Linked DNA regions of Homo sapiens: regions 2 and 3 are each linked to region 1. A link is an interaction called in ENCODE POLR2A ChIA-PET data of the cell type or tissue named here. Cell type or tissue: GM12878. All regions are shown on one strand. Links, peaks and the distances in the headings refer to the core of each region. The heading gives the core; the rest is flanking DNA.

What was found. Peaks named below come from ENCODE experiments on the same cell type or tissue, not always from the same donor. Only the 100,000 strongest peaks of a DNase experiment are listed, where the experiment ranks them.
Region 2: POLR2A ChIA-PET joins it to region 1 with 7 read pairs; 5 of 35 experiments call an interaction of 5 or more read pairs at or near these places.
Region 3: POLR2A ChIA-PET joins it to region 1 with 11 read pairs; 2 of 35 experiments call an interaction of 5 or more read pairs at or near these places.

What each region holds. Positions count from the first base shown.
Region 1 is chr12:101,906,461-101,912,416 of GRCh38, forward strand. DRAM1 (DNA damage regulated autophagy modulator 1) reads left to right here. Exons shown (of 7, transcript NM_018370.3): 4 at 1,726-1,903. Among named protein-coding and RNA genes, the nearest start is that of DRAM1, 32 kb to the left of the region's middle. In GM12878, for the core only: no CTCF peak of the experiment used is centred there; no DNase peak of the experiment used is centred there; H3K4me3 peaks cover 1,595 bases; H3K27ac peaks cover 2,577 bases.
Region 2 is chr12:102,102,639-102,108,594 of GRCh38, forward strand. All of the region lies in intron 3 of NUP37 (nucleoporin 37), which reads right to left. Among named protein-coding and RNA genes, the nearest start is that of NUP37, 14 kb to the right of the region's middle. In GM12878, for the core only: no CTCF peak of the experiment used is centred there; no DNase peak of the experiment used is centred there.
Region 3 is chr12:101,400,242-101,406,197 of GRCh38, forward strand. ARL1 (ARF like GTPase 1) reads right to left here. Exons shown (of 6, transcript NM_001177.6): 2 at 5,603-5,740; 3 at 2,624-2,705; 4 at 821-932. Among named protein-coding and RNA genes, the nearest start is that of ARL1, 4.6 kb to the right of the region's middle. In GM12878, for the core only: no CTCF peak of the experiment used is centred there; no DNase peak of the experiment used is centred there.

The sequences.
Region 1 (5,956 bases), core at 946-4,945:
ACTTGCCCTTTGCAAAGCTTGCATGTTCAAGCTTAAGTCAAGACCCAGTGGTTCCATCTAAATGTTCCTCGACTGGAAGGTTGTGCCCAGTGCACATTTGAAAGGAGCTGAGGCTGGGTGTGGTGGCTCATGCCTATAATCTGAGCACTTTGGAAGGCTGAGGTGGGTGGATCACCTGAGGTCATAAGTTCGAGACCAGCCTGGCCAACATGGAGAAACCCCCGTCTCTACTGAAAACAGAAAAATTAGCTCAGCGTGGTGGTGCATGCCTGTAATCCCAACTACTCGGGAGGCTGGGGCATGAGAATCGCTTGAACCCGGCAGGTGGAGGTTGCAATGAGCTGAGATCTCATCACTGCACTCCAGCCTGGGTGACAGAGCAAGACTCTGCCTCAAAAAAAAAAAAAAAAAAAGAAAAGAAAAGAAAAGAAGGGAGCCAAAGGTGAGGTGCATTTTGAGTGTGTAGTATGTACAGGGTCTGCACCAACTTTCTGCCTAGACTGGCACAGGGGCTGCCTTCTGGTTGAAATGGCTGGTTACAGGATGGCAGGGACAGGGAACTTGTTTAGAAGCTGCCTTTCAAAAAAAATTAGCCAGAACTGGGTGTGGTGGCATGTGCCTGTAGTCCCAGCTACTTGCTGGGCTGGGAGGATCTCTTGAGCCTGGGAATTCAAGGCTGCAGTGAGCTATGATCATGCCACTGCACTCCCACCTAAGCGACGGAGTGAGACCCTGTCTCAAAAAAAAAAAAAAAAAAAGAAGAAAAAAGAAGCTGCATTTGCATAACAAAAGCAGTGGTTTTACTTAGATGGTGTGTTCATTTGAGGTGCCTTGGGAGGGATGAGTAGAGATTATCAGGGAGCAGGGAGCCTAAAAACCCCAAACCACCCTTGGCACCATCATGGAACGAGTCACGTACTTTGGTTTTTTTTTTCAATCATATCATACCGAAGTTTATTGATGACATCAAACAAAAATTTCTGTAACAAAAAAGGCAGGGTTGGGTGCGGTGGCTCACGCCTGTAATCCCAGCACTTTGGGAGGCCGAGGTGGACGGATCACGAGATCAGGAGTTCGAGACCAGCCTGGCCAACATGGCGAAACCCCGTCTCTACTAAAAATACAAAAATTAGCCGGGCGTGGTGGCACGTGCCTGTAATCCCAACTACTTGGGAAGCTGAGACAGGAGAATTGCTTGAACCTGGGTGGCGGAGGTTGCAGTGAGCCGAGTTCATGTCACTGCACTCCAGCCTGGGCAGCAAGAGTGAAACTCTGTCTCAAAAACAACAACAACAAAAAAAGAAAATTGTATATGATATGTATCCTATAATCTTCACTGCAAACATGCAAGACTGAGATGATTATGCCCATTTTTAGATACAGAAATCGAGGCTTTGCAGTAAGGTCACAGAGCCTCATGGTGGAGTCAGGACTTTTAATCCAGGTGTACCAGACTCTGAAGCCCACCATACTCAACCCTCCCACCTGTAAGGCAGACCTCCTTTCCTTGTCCCATGAGCCCAGGTTCGCTGTGGAACAACCAACTTTTTGGCATTAATTTCAGCACCTGGAGGGCTTTTCTTTTGGTAGTCAAACAGCCACATTTTCCAAGAAGTGGTGCATCTGTGATGACCAATGGCTCAAAGCAGCCCAGAGTGAGAGTGCTTGCGGTTCGATGTTGACAAACCCACCCAGAGTAACACACATTTATGACTTTTTCTCCAGGAGTTAGCTGTGCCAGTGGTTCATGACGGGGGCGCTCTTTTGGCCTTTGTCTGTGGTGTCGTGTACACGCTCCTACAGTCCATCATCTCTTACAAATCATGTCCCCAGTGGAACAGTCTCTCGACATGCCACATACGGATGGTCATCTCTGCCGTTTCTTGCGCAGCTGTCATCCCCAGTATCCTTTTTCACATTTGTGCCTTGTTAAAGGAATAAAACATTCAGTGACACTTGTTAAAGAAGGGTAATGAAGACTTTATAGGGACCGCTGCAATGAGTTCTGACAGCAGGGCGGAGAGATTGGGCTCAACTCTGAATACAGCATTGGCAAGTGCGAATCTATAGCCAAGGAGTAGGATGAGGTCAGTGAATGGAAAAGTACTAAAAGGAAACCTCAAGGATGAGGGGGAATTCTGGCCAAACCAACCTAACAGGATTCTTATTGAGTACTGGCCATGTGATCAGACATCACCTGGGAAGGGTGGAGGAGGAGGAGGAACCCAATCAGATATTGAGTGTGATCAGATATGAGGGTGGGGGGTCCTTGCTAAACTGACTTAGCCAGGGTTCTTTGCTAAAACTGGATCTTACAAGGAAGTGCACAGATGGACCTAGGAGAAGTTTCAGGGGCTTGACTAAAGTTCAGCCAAGCAAAGGATCTTTGTCACCGTGTCTTAGCAAAGCTTGACACTTCCCTTCCCCACAACCAAAAAAAAAAAAAAAAAAAAAGCAAAGGATAACAACCAAGTTTCCACATTTTTTCAGAAAAACAATTCGGATAAAAGTGTAGATCAAGCTGGGCGTAGTGGCTCACGCCTGTAATCCCAGCACTTTGGGAGGCTCAGGTGGGTGGATCACCTGAGGTTGAGAGTTCAAGACCAGCCTGACCAACATGGAGAAACCCTGTCTTTACTAAAAATACAAAATTAGTCAGGCATAGTGGCACATGCCTGTAATCCCAGCTACTTGGGAGGCTGAGGCAGGAGAATCGCTTGAACCCGGGAGATGGAGGTTGCAGTGAGCCGAGATCACACCATTGCACTCCAGCCTGGGCAACAAGAGTGAAACTCCGTCTCAAAAAAAAAAGTGTAGATCATTAAGAAAATGTCTCAACATTGTCTAATTAGATCAAAAGTCTCTTTGCGGGGAAGAATGGTATGAAAGAAGGGTGGAAAATGTAGGAACACTTTAGTCTCTGTTTACTTTCCTTCTCACAGGGCCAGTTTCATGAGCCATATGAAAATATTTATTTTTCTTTGTAGTGCTTGGCTAAAGACACCAAATATTGATATTGTACTCAAAGTAATAGCCCCACGAAGTCCCTCAAGGCTAAACTCTCCCCCTCCCTGCACGTCGTAGGTGGCAAGACAGTTTGATTTACTCATTCATGTGAAGAAATTTCTAAAAAGCTCTAGATCACTTATTACTGAGTAAATTAAAATATGTTTAGCCTTTTCTTTTTATAGTCACTGATTTCATTTTCAAAATGAAATCCATTTTATTTTCTAACTCAGCAATCTGAAAGGAAATGAAAATATAAATTTAGCGTGCTTGTAGATTCTGATTTAGAGGAAACGAAAGCTTTTTCTTTCCCTTTTTCTTTTCTTTAATGAAGTATTTAACAAAGAAAAAAAGCCGTGGTCTTAAAGAGTTGCAGAGTTCCCCATCTTTCAAAATACCATCTGTAGTCATATCAGAGAAAGCTTCAGGGTCATTAAACATTGATGACTAATGTCAGATTGTAGGAAAATCGGAACTATGTTATCGGCGGCAATTTTGTTAGTCTGGGTTGAGTTACGGTATAAAGTGGGCAAGATGGAGTGAAAACACATCACTTGCTTCTAAATATTAAGCTTTGTGTTTCTTTTCTAAAATAGAAACTACAAAATGTGAAGTCTAAGTATGATTTTGGGTTTTCTTCCATCTTGGGGAAGGACATTTTTAATTACAAAATTTCCAGGCACAGAGTAGCCAAATCCTAGTACCGAGAAATTTACCAACAAAATATATACCCTTGTTCCTAAGATAGTTGCTTCTCAAATCCCTTGTCTTACTTATAGGTTAAAGGAACACTTTCTCTTTGAATATATCTCCTTCAACATTTTATCTTGTGTTAGTTGTAAAATTCATAATAGTGGTTGTAGTGTTACAAGCAAAGTTTCTTGATGCAGGAAACCTTCCCTTGCTTCCAACTTCGGAAACAGATCCCTAGATATCAAAGTCAGAGAGTTTTCACAAAATAAGCATTTCAGGCCTCAGAGTTTCACTTACTAATAATTCTCATTTCTAGAAAGTTTTTTTTTTTTTTTTGAGACAGAGTCTCACTCTGTCACCCAGGCTGGAGTGCAATGGTGCGATCTCCGCTCACTGCAACCTCCGCCTCCCGGGTTCAAGCAATTCTCCTGCCTCAGCCTCCCTAGTAGCTGGTATTACAGGTGCCCACCACCACGCCCGGCTACTTTTCATATTTTTAGTAGAGACGGGGGTTTCACCATGTTGGCCAGGCTGGTGTCAAACTCCTGAACTCAGGTGATCCACCCGCCTCAGCCTCCCAAAGTGCTGGGATTACAGGTGTGAGCCACTGTGCCTGGCCTCTAGGAAGTTCTTATTATAAGTCATGCCAACAGGAAGCAGCCCCATACAGAAAGGGGTTATAACCCTATGTCAGATTAACTTGAATGAATTCATCCACACGAAAAGATCTTCTGTCTTAAACATTAGTGTGGTATTTATATTTCCTTACAAAGAATTGACAGCATCTTTAAATAGGCTAGGTGCGGTGACTCACACCTGTAATCCCAGCACGTTGGGAGGCCGAGGCAGGTGGATCACTTGAGGTCAGGAGTTCGGGACCAACCTGGCCAACATGGTGAAATCTCATCTCTACTAAAGTTACAAAAATTAGCCAAGCGTGGTGGCGTATGCCTTTAGTCCCAGCTACTTGGGAGGCTGAAGGAGGAGAATCGCTTGAACCAGGAGTGGGAGGTTACAGTGAGCCAAGATTGTGCCACTGCACTCCAGCCCAGATGACAGAGTGAGACTCCGTCTCAAAAAAAAGAGTTGAAAGCATCTTTAAAATGCCCTGGTTTCTTCTTACTGCAGTATTTCTGTATAATAGCCTCATTTGACTACCGAAGAAACCGAGGCACCTAGTGAGGCAGACGTTAGAATCCTGCTTCTAAACCTTTCCTGATGAATTATCTGTCTTGCACCGGGCTTCTAAAGCTTCTGAAAGCCTTCGCAGAACTCACCAACAGCATAAAGTCCAGGTTCCTCTGCATCAGACCCATGATCTGAGACCTCCTAGTTCTTCATCCTTGTTTTTAGGGCTTCTCCCTCAGGCTTGGTTGTTTGTTGTCCTCTGTTTTTAACTGATCTCTACTTGGCTGGATTATCCTCCTCCACTTTGTCTTGCTAGAGCTGTTGGTTCAACATGGTACCCACATGTGGCTTTTGCATACTTGAAATGTGGCTAGTCCAGATTGAGATGTGTCCTAAATGTAAAACATATACCTGATTTCAAGGATTTGATAAGAAACAGAAGTAAAATATCTCAATAATTTTTTATATTATTACACATTGAAATGATATCATCAGCAATATTATTTGATATATTGAGTTAAATAAGATGTATGTTGTTTATCAATACATAAGATATGTTTTGCATATTATGTATATCTTATATTGACAATATTTTTATGTGTTGGGTTAGATAAGATATATTATTAAAATTAAGTTAGGGGTCAGGCACGCCTGTAATCCCAGCATTTTGGGAGGCCGAGGTGGGCAGATCATTTGAGGTCAGGAGTTCGAGACCAGCCTGGCTAACGTGGTGAAACCCCATCTCTACTAAAAATAGAAAAACTAGCCAGGTGTGGTGGTGGGCACCTGTAATCCCAGCTGCTGAGGAGGCTGAGGCAGGAGAATCGCTTGAACCCAGGAGGTGGAGGTTGCAGGTGAGCTGAGATCACACCACTGCACTCCAGCCTGAGTGAAAGAGCGAGACTCCATCTCAAATACATAAATAAATAAATAAATTTGGATATTAGAAAATTAAAAATTACACATATTTCTGTGGGATGGTGCTGCTCTAGAGAGCTCCTTAAACTTCACAACTTACATTAAGTTTCACTGAATGAAGCTTTCTCCCATTCCATTCTGAATTAATAATTTTCCCTTACAGTCATTGCTGTACCCAGTTCTTTTCTGTCTACTATGGTACATTCTCTGG
Region 2 (5,956 bases), core at 768-4,767, 200 kb after region 1:
CTGTGCTTTTAGGGTCAGATCCAAAAAATTCACTGTTGTGGAGATTAATGTTGTGAAGCTTTTTCTGTTTTCTTCTAGCCATTTTACAGTTTAAGGTCTTAAGTTTAAGTCTTTAATCCAATTTCAGTTGATTCTGCATATGGAGTGAAATAACGGTTCAATTTCATTCTTCTGTGTGTAAATACAGTTTTGCAACATCATTCATTGAAGACACTGTCCTTTCTTCATTTTATGTTCTTGGCACCTTTGTAAATAATCGATTGACCATAAATGCATGAATTTATTTCTGGGCTCTCTATCTTATTCTATTGGTCAAGGTATCTCTTTTTATGTTAGTACCATGCTGTCTTGAATACCATAGCTTTTATTTTGAAATCAGGTAGTGTGATGCCTCCGGGTTTGTTCTTTTTTTTGCTCAAAATTGCTTTGGCTATCTGGGGTGTTTTATAATTTCATATAAATTTTTTAATTGATTTTTCTATTTCTGTGAAGAATGACATTGGAGTTTTGATAGATAGGCATTGCATTGAATCTGTGGATTGCTTTGAGGAGTAAGAACATTTTAACAATATTAATTCATCCAATCCATGAACACAGGATATCTTTCCAATTATTTGTGCCAAGTTCAATGTCTTTCATCAATGTTTTATCGTTTCTGTGTACAGATCTTTTACCAACTCAGTTAAATTTATTCCCAAGATATTTTGATGCTTTTGTAAATCATATTACCTTAATTTCTTTTTCAGATAGTTCATTGTTAGTATATTAGAAAGGTTACTGATTTTTGAATGTTGATTTGTATCATGCAACCTTACTGAATTCACTAATCAGTTCTAACAGTTTTTTGGTGGAGTCTTTAGCTTTTCTATATATAAGATCATGTATCAGGAAACAGACAATTTAACTTCTTCCTTTCCTATTTGGATGCGTTTTAATTCTTTTTCATATCTAATTGCTCTGGCTAGGACTTCAAGTACTATGTTGACAAAATACTAGCAAACTGTATTCAAGAGTACATTAAAAAGATCATTCACCATGATCAAGTGGGACTTATCTCTGGGATGCAACAATGTTCAACATATGCAAATAAATATATGTGGTTCACTTTATTAACAGAATGAAAGACAAAAACCACATCATCTCAAAAGATGCAGAAAAAGAATGTGACTAAATACAACATTTCTTGATAAAAACTCAACAAATTAGGTATAGACAAAATGTTCCGCATCACAATATAGGCCATCTATGACGAGCCCACAGGTAACATCATTCTTAATGGTGAGAAGATGGTGGTCTCTCTTTTAAGATTAGGAACAAGACAAGGATGCCCATTTTTGCCACTTATATTCAAAATAATACTGCAAGTTAGGTAATTCTATTTTTAATTTTCTGAGGAACCTTTGGAATGTTTTTCATAGCAGCTGCACCATTGCTACATACTGACCAACAGTATAGAAAAGTTTCAATTTCTCCACATCCCGGGTCAACATTTGTTATTTTCTGCTTTTCTAGTAGTGGCAATCCTAACATGTGAGGTAACCTCTCATGTGGTTTTGATTTGTATTTCTTTAATGATTAGGGATGTTGAACATCTTTTTATATGCCTGTTGGCCATTCATATACCTTCTTTGGAGAAATGTTCATTTAAGTCTTTTTGAATCATTTTTAAATTGGATCATTTATTTTGTTGTGGTTGAGTTGTAGAAGTTTTTTGTATACATTCTGGATATTTATCCCTTGTTAGGTATATGGGTTGCAAATATTTTCCCCCATTCTATGGGTTGCCTTTTGACTCTGTTGACTTCCCTTGCCATGTACTAGTTTTAAAGTTTGATTTAGTCTCATTTGTCTATTTTTTGCTTTTGTTGCCTGTGCTTTTGTTATCAAAACTAAGAAAAAACTGCCAAATCTGGTGTCATAAAGCTTCTCTCAGATATTTTCTTTTAGGAGTTTTATAGTTTCAGGTCTTATGTTTAGGTCCCATTTTGAGCTCATTTGTGTAAAGTCCAATTTTATCATTCTGCATGATACTCAGTTTATTCAACACCATTTGTTGAACAGACTATCCTTTTCCCCATTGTGTAGCCTTGGAACCTTTGTCAAAGATCATTTGATGGCTATGTGAAGGTATTTTTCCTAAGTTTTCCACTCTGTTCCATTGGTCTACATATTTATCTTTATGCCAGTACCATACTGTTTTGATTACTGTATAGCATTGCGATACGATTTGAAATAAAGAAGTGTGAGAACTTCAGCTTTCTCAAGATTGTTTTGGTCATTTGGGGTCCTTTGAGGTTCCATCTGAATTTTAGGATGGCTTTTCTGTTTCTGTAAAAAGTGCCACAGAGATTGATAAAGACGTCATTGAATTTGTAGAGCTTTGGGTAGCACAGACACTTTAACACTATGAAATCTTTCAATCCATGAACACAGGCTGTCTTTCTATTTATTTGTGTCTTTAATTTCTTTCTGCAATGTTTTGTAGCTTTTAGTCTTTGGCTTCGTTGGTTGTCTAGTGAGGGTTTATATGAAAGGGGATACTGTGCACTACATTAGCATTTATTTTGCACCTCTATATATTTATACATTGCACAAGAATGCCATGGCCGGGTGCAATGGCTCATGCCTGTAATTCCAGCACTTTGGGAGGCCAAAATGGGCAGACTACTTGAGCCCAGGCGTTCCAGACCAGCCTGGGTAACATGGCAAAACCCCATCTCTACAAAAAAAAAAATACAAAAATTAGCCGGGTGCAGTGGCGTGTGCCTGTAGTCCCAGCCACTTGGGAGACTGAGGTAGGAAAATCTCTTGAGCCCGGGAGGCGGAGGTTGTAGTGAGCTGATATCATGCCATTGCACTCCAGTCTGGGTGACAGGAGCGAAACCCTGTCTCAACAACAACAAGAATTCCGTGTCATCTTTAGCAGGTTGAAAAGTGCCCTCACGCCAGGCACAGTGGCTCCCGCCTGTAATCCTAGCACTTCCGGTGGCCAAGGTGGGTGGATCACTTGAGGTCAGTTTGAGACCAGCCTGGTCAACACGGCGAAATCCCATCTCTACTAAAAACACAAAAATTAGCTGGGCATGGTGATGTGCACCTATAATCCCAGCTACTCGGGAGGCTGAGGCAGGGAGAATCACTTGAACCTGGGAGGTGGAGGTTGCAGTGAGCCGAGATCACGCCAATGCACTCCAGCCTGGGTGACAGAGCGGGACTCCCTCTCAAAAAAAAAAAAAAAAAAAAGTGTCCTCAAAAAGATAAGTCTATGTGTTAACCCCTGGTAACTACGAGTGCTGCCTTATTTGAAAATAGGGTTTTGCAAACATGATTAAATTAAAGGATACTAAGATGATCATCCTGGATCTAGGGTGGGCCCAAAATTTAACAATGAATGAACACAAAAAAGGATAAACACAGAGGAGATATGAAGGGTAAGAGATTGAAGTGATGCATCAACAAGGCAAAGAAAGTCAAGGACTCCTGGCTACCATCAGAATCTAGAAAACAGGCATGGAATGGATTCTCCCTCAGAGCCTAATAAACCAACCCCACTGATAACTTGATTTTGAATATGTGCCTCCAAAACTGTGATAATAAATTTCTGTTGTTGTTTTAAGTCATCATGTTTGTGGTGGTTTGTTATGGCAACAGTGGGAAATAAAGACGCCATCATAAATAGTATACAAATATATGACTGTTTCATTAAATTGCTTAACAGATGTTGAGTATCAAGTTATCCCCTAAAAATGTGCCATATTTTAACAACATTTTCATTTGATTAACCAAGTCAGCCTAGTGGTGCCTTTATTACTTCTTAGCTATGCAACTTGAAGATGACATTTAAAAACTCAGGGCTCAGTTTCCTCCTCAATAAAGTAAAGGAGACTAGATTAGTTTACTTCTAATGCCCTTTGTATTAATAAATGAAAGCACTCTATCAATCTCATTTTAAAATGCAAATGTACACTCTTATCATTACTTTCATTTAACCTAACAAATACCTATATTTAATTAACAATGAATTATAAAAATAGGTGCTTTGATTTGGGACATTACAGGTCTGGCAAAAAGCAAAAAAAACCAAGGAAAGCCAAAACCCAACCAGGTCCGCTTTGTGGTCCTGATGGTGAAACTGGCCCAACTTCCCCACAGAACTAATGTTCATGGTTTGGAGATAATTACAGAGATTGACTCTCCTGATCTTAAAGCCTGAAAACTTGTATTTGTCTCCTCTGAGTTCCTTTCTCAGGAAACCGACCTTCAGGCCTCCCAGATAGCATAAAGGAACTAAAACTTACCAGATCATTGCATCTGCACAATGAGGCACCAGACCCCTCGTTTGTCATGACTGGTTCCTTACACCCCACAATTCCTGTCTTTCCACATGTAGTTGCATTTCTTCCCTGCTATATAAACCCCTAATTTTAGTGGGTTAGTGAGATGGATTTGAGACTTATCTCCTGTCTCCTCAGCTGCAGCACCTGAATAAAGCCTTCTTCCCTTGCAATACTTGTTGTCTTAGTCACTGGCTTTCTGTGTGGTATGCAACAGGGCCTAGACCAACCCCTTGTATTTCGGTAACAATGGCAACACGTTAAGAAAAAAAATAATCCCCTCCTATGCTGCATTTGGCACACACATGGTATGATAGGTTGCTAATGCCCAAGTTTTGATATCAGAACTTTGCCCAATTTAGTTCAACATCCCCTGTCTAGGCTAGTCAGCTTCCCTTTGGTTGTCCTGTCAGTCTATCTCCCCAACCATTCTTCACACTTCTTTCACAAGTGGACAAGACAAGGAAAAAAAAGGGGAAAAGGAGGCGAAAGAAAAGGCCTAAGAAACACTGAAGAAATACGTGTCGGCTGTTGGGGGAAAATGTTTCAAGTATGTTAAGGGTGGTCCAAGTGTGCACATGGACATTATGATATATACACACAGTAATGCTCAAACAGTACATTCATAACCCCAAACTGCAAATATAGTATTAATAGAATGCATAAACTGTAACAGACTCACAATGAAATACTACATAGTAATAAATAACTAGATCTACAAGTAGAAACTTGGATGAATCTCATATATATAATGTGAAGTGAACAAAGCAGGACAAAAAAATACATATAGTATTATTATATTCATAAGAAAGTTCATAAGCAGGCAAAATTAAGCTATATTGCTTAAGGATGCATCAGTAACTGATAAAACTATAAAAAAAAGCAAGGAGATGATTATCCTAATAAACATGAAACTGATAGCCTTTAAGGGGAAGGAAGAAGGCTGATTGGAGAGGGGCACACTGGCAGCCTCAAGTGTTAGTAATGTCCTATCTCTTGACCTCTGTGATTTCATGAATGTTTACTTTATAATAAACATGTTAAAATGCACATATATACTCTGTGATGGTTAATATTAAGTGTCAACTTGCTTGGATTGAAGGATACAAAGTACTGGTTCTGGGTGTATCTGGGTGTTTCTGGGTGTATCTGGGTGTCAAGAGATTAACATCTGAGTCAGTGGAGTGGGAGGGGAAGACCCACCCTCAGGAAGACACACCCATAATGTGGGTGGGCACGATCCAACTGGCTGCCAGCACAACTAGAAAAAACAGACAGATGGAGGTGGAAGGAGATGACTTGCTGAGTCTTCCAGCTTTCATCTTTCTCCTGTAGTTGGATGCTTCCTGCCATTGAACATCAGACTCAAGTTCTTCAGCTTCTGGACTCTTAGGCTTACACCAGTGGTTTGTCAGGGGCTCTTGGGCCTTAGGCCACAGATTGAAGGCTGCAATGTTGGCTTTCCTACTTGTGAGGTTTTGGGACTCAGACTGGCTGCCTTGCTCCTCAGCTTGCAGACGCCTTATTGTGGGACTTCATCTTGTGATCGTGTGAGTCAATACTCCTTAATAAACTCCCCTTCATATATACATCTATCCTATTAGTTCTGTCCTTCTAGAGAA
Region 3 (5,956 bases), core at 768-4,767, 510 kb before region 1:
ATTTAAAAATAATGTAAAAAAACAGTAAGTGGGGTGCAATGGCTCACACCTGTAATCCCAACACTAGGAGGCCGAGGCAGGAGGATCACTTGAGGACAGGAGTTTGGGACCAGCCTGGGCACCATAGGTAGACCCCGTCTCTACAAAAAAAAAGAAAAAAAAAAGAAAAAGAAAAAGAAAAAAAAGAAACAATATCGGTATAAAGAATAAAGAAGGGTAAAGGATTAGAGAATAAATAAGACTTCTTTCTGGGGAAGAGATGTGGGAAGAAACACGTCAGGAAGGCAGCCATGCAAAGATGCTGGAGAATAGTATTCCAAGCAGACGGATCAGCAAGTGCAAAAGGCCCTGAGCCAGGTGTGCAAGCTCGTGTCCAAAGAACAGAAAGAAGGTCAAAAGCACTGTAAACACTGGGAAGGATAAAAAACGATAAACGTGAGGCCAGCATTGTGCCAGTAACCCAGAAATACATATTTCTCTGAACTTGAATCCTTCTAAAACAGCTAAAAATAAAAAGACATATTTTAAAAGTCACATCAAAGAAGTGACTTAGAATAGATGCTTTTGTTTAAGTGAGCTCTTCTGAACCTCCTGGAAAATCAAGCAATCTGGCTTGAAGAGGAAGTTACGAGGTTAATTTTTGTTGTTGTTTTGTCTCCAACCCTCCTCAACTGTATTTTTGGAATAGAAAATCATTTCCATAAAAGAAAATAATTTTAAAAGGATGGAGGGAACAACCCCTGCATTCTTTTTAATTATTCTTCAATGTAATAATATGTAAATGACTGCCCCACATTTTAAAGTGGTTACGTTTTCTTACCTCCAACATGGCAACTAACTCTGATTTGGAAATGCCAATTCGGTCTCGGTCACAACTGTCTACTACATAAATGACTGCATCTGTGTTTGAATAGTAACATCTCCAGTATGGCCTAGAGAAAATTTAAAAGGGGAGAACATATTGTTATTGTTTTAAGGAAGAAACTGACATATCAATTGCCAATTCTGTCCCACACATGTTAGAATCAATGCCTTAATGATTCACTGTTTCTGGTGGATATATGTACCATATCCCTCAGATGTGATGGAGTCAAAAGAATGTTGATAAACATTGGCTGGGCACGGTGGCTCACATCTGTAATCCCAGCATTTTAGGAGGCTGAGGAGGGCAGATCAACTGAGGTCGGGAGTTCGAGACCAGCCTGACCAACATGGAGAAACCCCATCTCTACTAAAAATACAAAATTAGCTGGACATGGTGGCAGGTGCCTGTAATCCCAGCTACTCGGGAGGCTGAGGCAGGAAAATCACTTCAACCAGGAAGGCAGAGGTTCCAGTGAGCTGAGATGGTGCCATTGCACTCCAGCCTGGGCAACAAGAGTGAAACTCTGTCTCAAAAAAAAAAAAAAAAAAAAAAAAAAGAATGTTGATAAACATTGACTCACAGGACCAGGGAGTTTCCAAATGAATTCATTCAGACTTCAGGCTGACAAAATTTATTTATAATCTATGAAATCACTAAATATACTGATAGAAAAGTTGTACACAGACCTGATCATTACATCTTCTTAAACAAATCTTTAACTAGGCACCCCTTAAGAGGAATAAACTTTTTAAACGTGATTTTATTTAACAGTCATGAAATTAATCACTGACATCAAGCAGTAGAAATGGCTAAAATTATAAATAAACTCAAAAGTGATTCAATGGAGTCTCTCTGAGCCTACTCTGGCTTGGGAGGCTGCACAATTTAAAAAAAAAGAAACGTGATTCAAGAAATGAGTTAAAAGAAGTCAGAATGTTTGGAGAATGCATTACTAATCTTTTAAGATGGTACTATCGTGACCAACTACTGACGGTCATCAAACATTCACTGTTGCCATGTCAAGCCCAAAATGCTAAGCAGAAGACCTGAACTTCAGAAGGCATTTATTTTTTATTTATTCATTTATTTTTTTTGAGACAGAGTCTTGCTCTGTAGCCCAGGCTGGAGTGCAGTTGCGCGATCTCAGCTCACTGCAACCTCCAGCTCCCAAGTCCTGGTACAAGCAATTCTCCTGCCTCAGCCTCCCAGGTAGCTGGAATTATAGGCACGCACCACCATGCCCAGCTAATTTTTGTATTTTTAGTAGAGACGAGGTTTCACCATGTTGGTCAGGCTGGTCTCCAACTCCTGACCTGATGATCCGCCCACCTCGGCCTCCCAAAGTGCTGGGATTACAGGCGTGAGCTACCATGCCCGGCCAATGGCATTTATTTTTATATTAGCCCTAAATGGTATGCCTGCAAGGTACTTTAATGAATTCCAAAACAATGTGTTTCAGAGAGGAGAGACTGACAAGAACTAAATGGAGGGTCCTTTCTAATTGAGAATAGCTGAAGTAATAAGGTCTTGAGATTTTCGTGAAAAGATTTTCATTAAACAGGTATCTGGAAAACTGGGCTTCCTTAAGTTTTAACTCAATGGATGCTCTAAGGAAATAGTTCCCAATTTTACCTCATTTTAAACTAGGTGGCTCCATTTAAATTACAATAGAACACATATTCGGGTTTACTGATTTTAACCCTTAAAAGAATCAATAAATGTCAAATACTACCAAATAACCTGGTCTTTGTACCATACCTGATACTTGTCTGTCCTCCTAAATCCCAGACTTGGAATTTAAGGTTTTTGTACGTCACCGTCTCTACATTAAATCCAATGGCTGGAAGAGAAATCAAATCAGTGGTATGTGTAGACTAATACATTCCACCTTCAAAATATCCTATCTAATTGAGTTACAGCAATTAATGGTAACTGTTATTAGAGTTTAAAATATATATATATATAATTTGTCTTAGGATTCGAGTTAAAAAGAAATGGTAATTGTTGAATCACATTATTGGTTGAGATTTTATACCATTTAAGACGAAATAGTATGCTCTGCTCCCCCACACATGTGCAGGTGTGTGCACAAAACATCAATTAGCAAGATCAATACCATCTTCAGGATATTTTTTAAAAGCCAGCAGTTCTGCAAATAAAGTATATAATTTTAGCTCAAATAAATTAAAAAAAGAATTTAAAAAAGAAATAAAAAGGAAAACATAATTTTTAGCTCAATGGAAATCCTATTATATTAAACTCCCCTCATAATAGAGTAGTTAAAAGTGTTCGAAAGCTGTATTTAGAAAGTACAGTTGTGGATGTACTATAAAAAGCAGAATTTTGGCTGGCAGCAAATAAACAGACCAAAAGAAAAAAAGCTAAACTTCAGTTCTAAACTACAGCATGGACACAGCCATGGCTGCAGCTTTCAATCTCACAGCCCATCTGCAGACATCCTCCAGAACTCACTTGTAATAAGGTCATGGCTGGGTGGTCAAAGGGCAGGTGTCCCATCCCTTTTCTCTGCCATCCTTCTTAGGTGAAAAATAGGTAAAAAATAACTTCCATGGCTGGGTGCGGTGGCTCACACCTGTAATCCCAGCACTTTGGGAGGCCAAGGCGGGTGGATCACCTGAGGTCAGGAGTTCGAGACCAGCCTAGCCAACACTGTGAAACCCCATCTCTTCTAAAAATACAAAAATTAGCCGGGTGTGGTGGCACATGCCTGTAATCCCAGCCACTCTGGAGGCTGATGCATGAGAATCGCTTGAACCTGGGAGGCACAGGTTGCAGTGAGCCGAGATCTTGCCACTGCACTTCAGCCTGGGCAATAGAGTGAGACTCTGTCTCAAAAAAATAAATAAATAAAAAATAACTTCCAGGTATAACTGGACAATTAGCTTTTGTTTTATATTTAAGTCTGCAGTGGTAAGTGATACCTTTGAGTATTTGGCAAGTATGTCTATTACAATTAAAAAATAACAATACTATGACAAATTTGAGCAAAAAACTAAAATGCAAGTTCATGATGTCTCCCTTAGAATTAGGTAGGAGTGTAATCACAATGTTCACCAACAGTAAAAAACATCGTTTATATGTGCAAGACAAGAGAATGGTGTAGACTGGGTGCAGTGGCTCATGCCTGTAATCCCAACACTTTGGGAGGCTGAGGTGGGAAGATCGCTTGAGCCCAGGAGGTAGAGGTAGAGGTAGACGCTGCAGTGAGCTATGAATGTGCCACTGCACTCCAGCCTGGGCAAAAAAGCAAGACACTGTCTCAACAAAGAGTGTGGTGTAAAGCAGCACTCACTGAAACTCCAAACTATCCACTGTGCTGCTCTGTGCACTGCAGGAGATGCCCAGACAGAGATGGGTGATTTTGAGAAGCAAAAACTAAGGGCACTAAAATTTACTGAAGGTAGCAAAAAGGAATAACAGACATTACAGGGTTCAAAACGCTCTTCTTTCTTAGAGGCTAGCCTCTTTCGTTTTAGTCCATAAATTTAAACAGTAACAATATAGAAATACCCTGAGTGACAGACTAACATTAGAGGCATAATTTAAAAAATCTTGAGCAAACTGTATGAACTCTTTAATTTAAATGTACTACTCTTCTCTAAGTAAATTCAAGGCAACAAATGAAAAAAGTATAAATAACAACAGTATTCTCATATAGTCAGTAAGACTGTTGGAGAATATTTTTGTAAGACAGTAATAATTGATTAAAATTGAGGTATTTCTTCTCTTAATAAATATATACATATACACATATATATTTTGAGACCTAGTTTTGCTCTTGTTGCCCAGGCTGGAGTGCAATGGTGCAATCTTGGCCTGCCACAACCTCTGCCTCCCAGGTTCAAGCGATTCTCCTGCCTCAGCCTTCCGAGTAGTTGGGATTACAGGCATGCACCACCACGCCTGGCTAATTTTGTATTTTTAGTAGAGATGGGGTTTCTCCATGTTGGTTGGGCTGGTCTCCAACTCCCGACCTCAGGTGATCCACCCGCCTTGGCCTCCCAAAGTGCTGCCATTACAGGCGTGAGCTCCTGTGCCCGGCCTTCTCTTGATATTTTTAAGGTACCAAATTACTTCAACACTCAGTCTCTGCAACTCAGATCTTTAAAAGTAATCAATATAATTACCTAAGATAAACTAATCTTAATTAAAATAGTAACAAATACAGGAAAAAAAGGCACTTCACATGTAACATCACTTAACATTTATATAATTCTTTACACAGATTTAAAAGGTACTTTTACCTACTTTGTTTATTTCCCCCTGAAAACCAGTGGGTATTTGTTATCTTATGTATTTTATTAGTAAAGATACTGGCTCTCAGTAAGATTTAGTAACTTAAACCTATAAACAGCCCAACCCGGCCGTAAACCAGAACAAGGGTCCTTAAATTACACTAAGCTGCCTCTTAGTTGATGGAAAAAGTGTTATCAATGTTATGTTCATACTAGCAGTTTACAAACTTTATCAAATACTTTATTATATGAATTAATTTATTCAGAAATAGGCCTGGCATAGTGGCTCATGCCTGTAATCCCAGCACTTTGGGAGGCCAAGGCAGGAGGATCACTTGAGGCCAAGAGTCTAAGACCAGCTTGGACAACATAGTGATGATACCTGATCTCTACTAAAACAAACAAAAAAGAAAGAAAGAAATAGTTATGTTGGATGGAGACCAGAAAGTCCCTACAATTAGCTCATCATACCAACACTTACTAGGTATAGTAGTAACAACTTCTCCCACTTGTAATCTGTACAAAATTGTGGTTTTTCCTGCTCCATCTAATCCCAAAATTAAAATTCTCATTTCCCGAGTTCCAAACAGACTGGAAAATATACTTGAGAAAAAGCCACCTAAAAAATAATAAAAGAAAAAACATACACAATGTCATTTTGTGAACTAGGTATACAAAACATCTAACCTTGTCCTTTGAGAGCTAAATACCAAATTAAATATTATAATTTCCTGGATGCGTAGGTGCATATTTTTCCTCCCAATGAAATATATTATTCAATATCAAACAAGTAATTAGTTATGTTACTATGTCCTTAGTTATGTTACTATTGTGT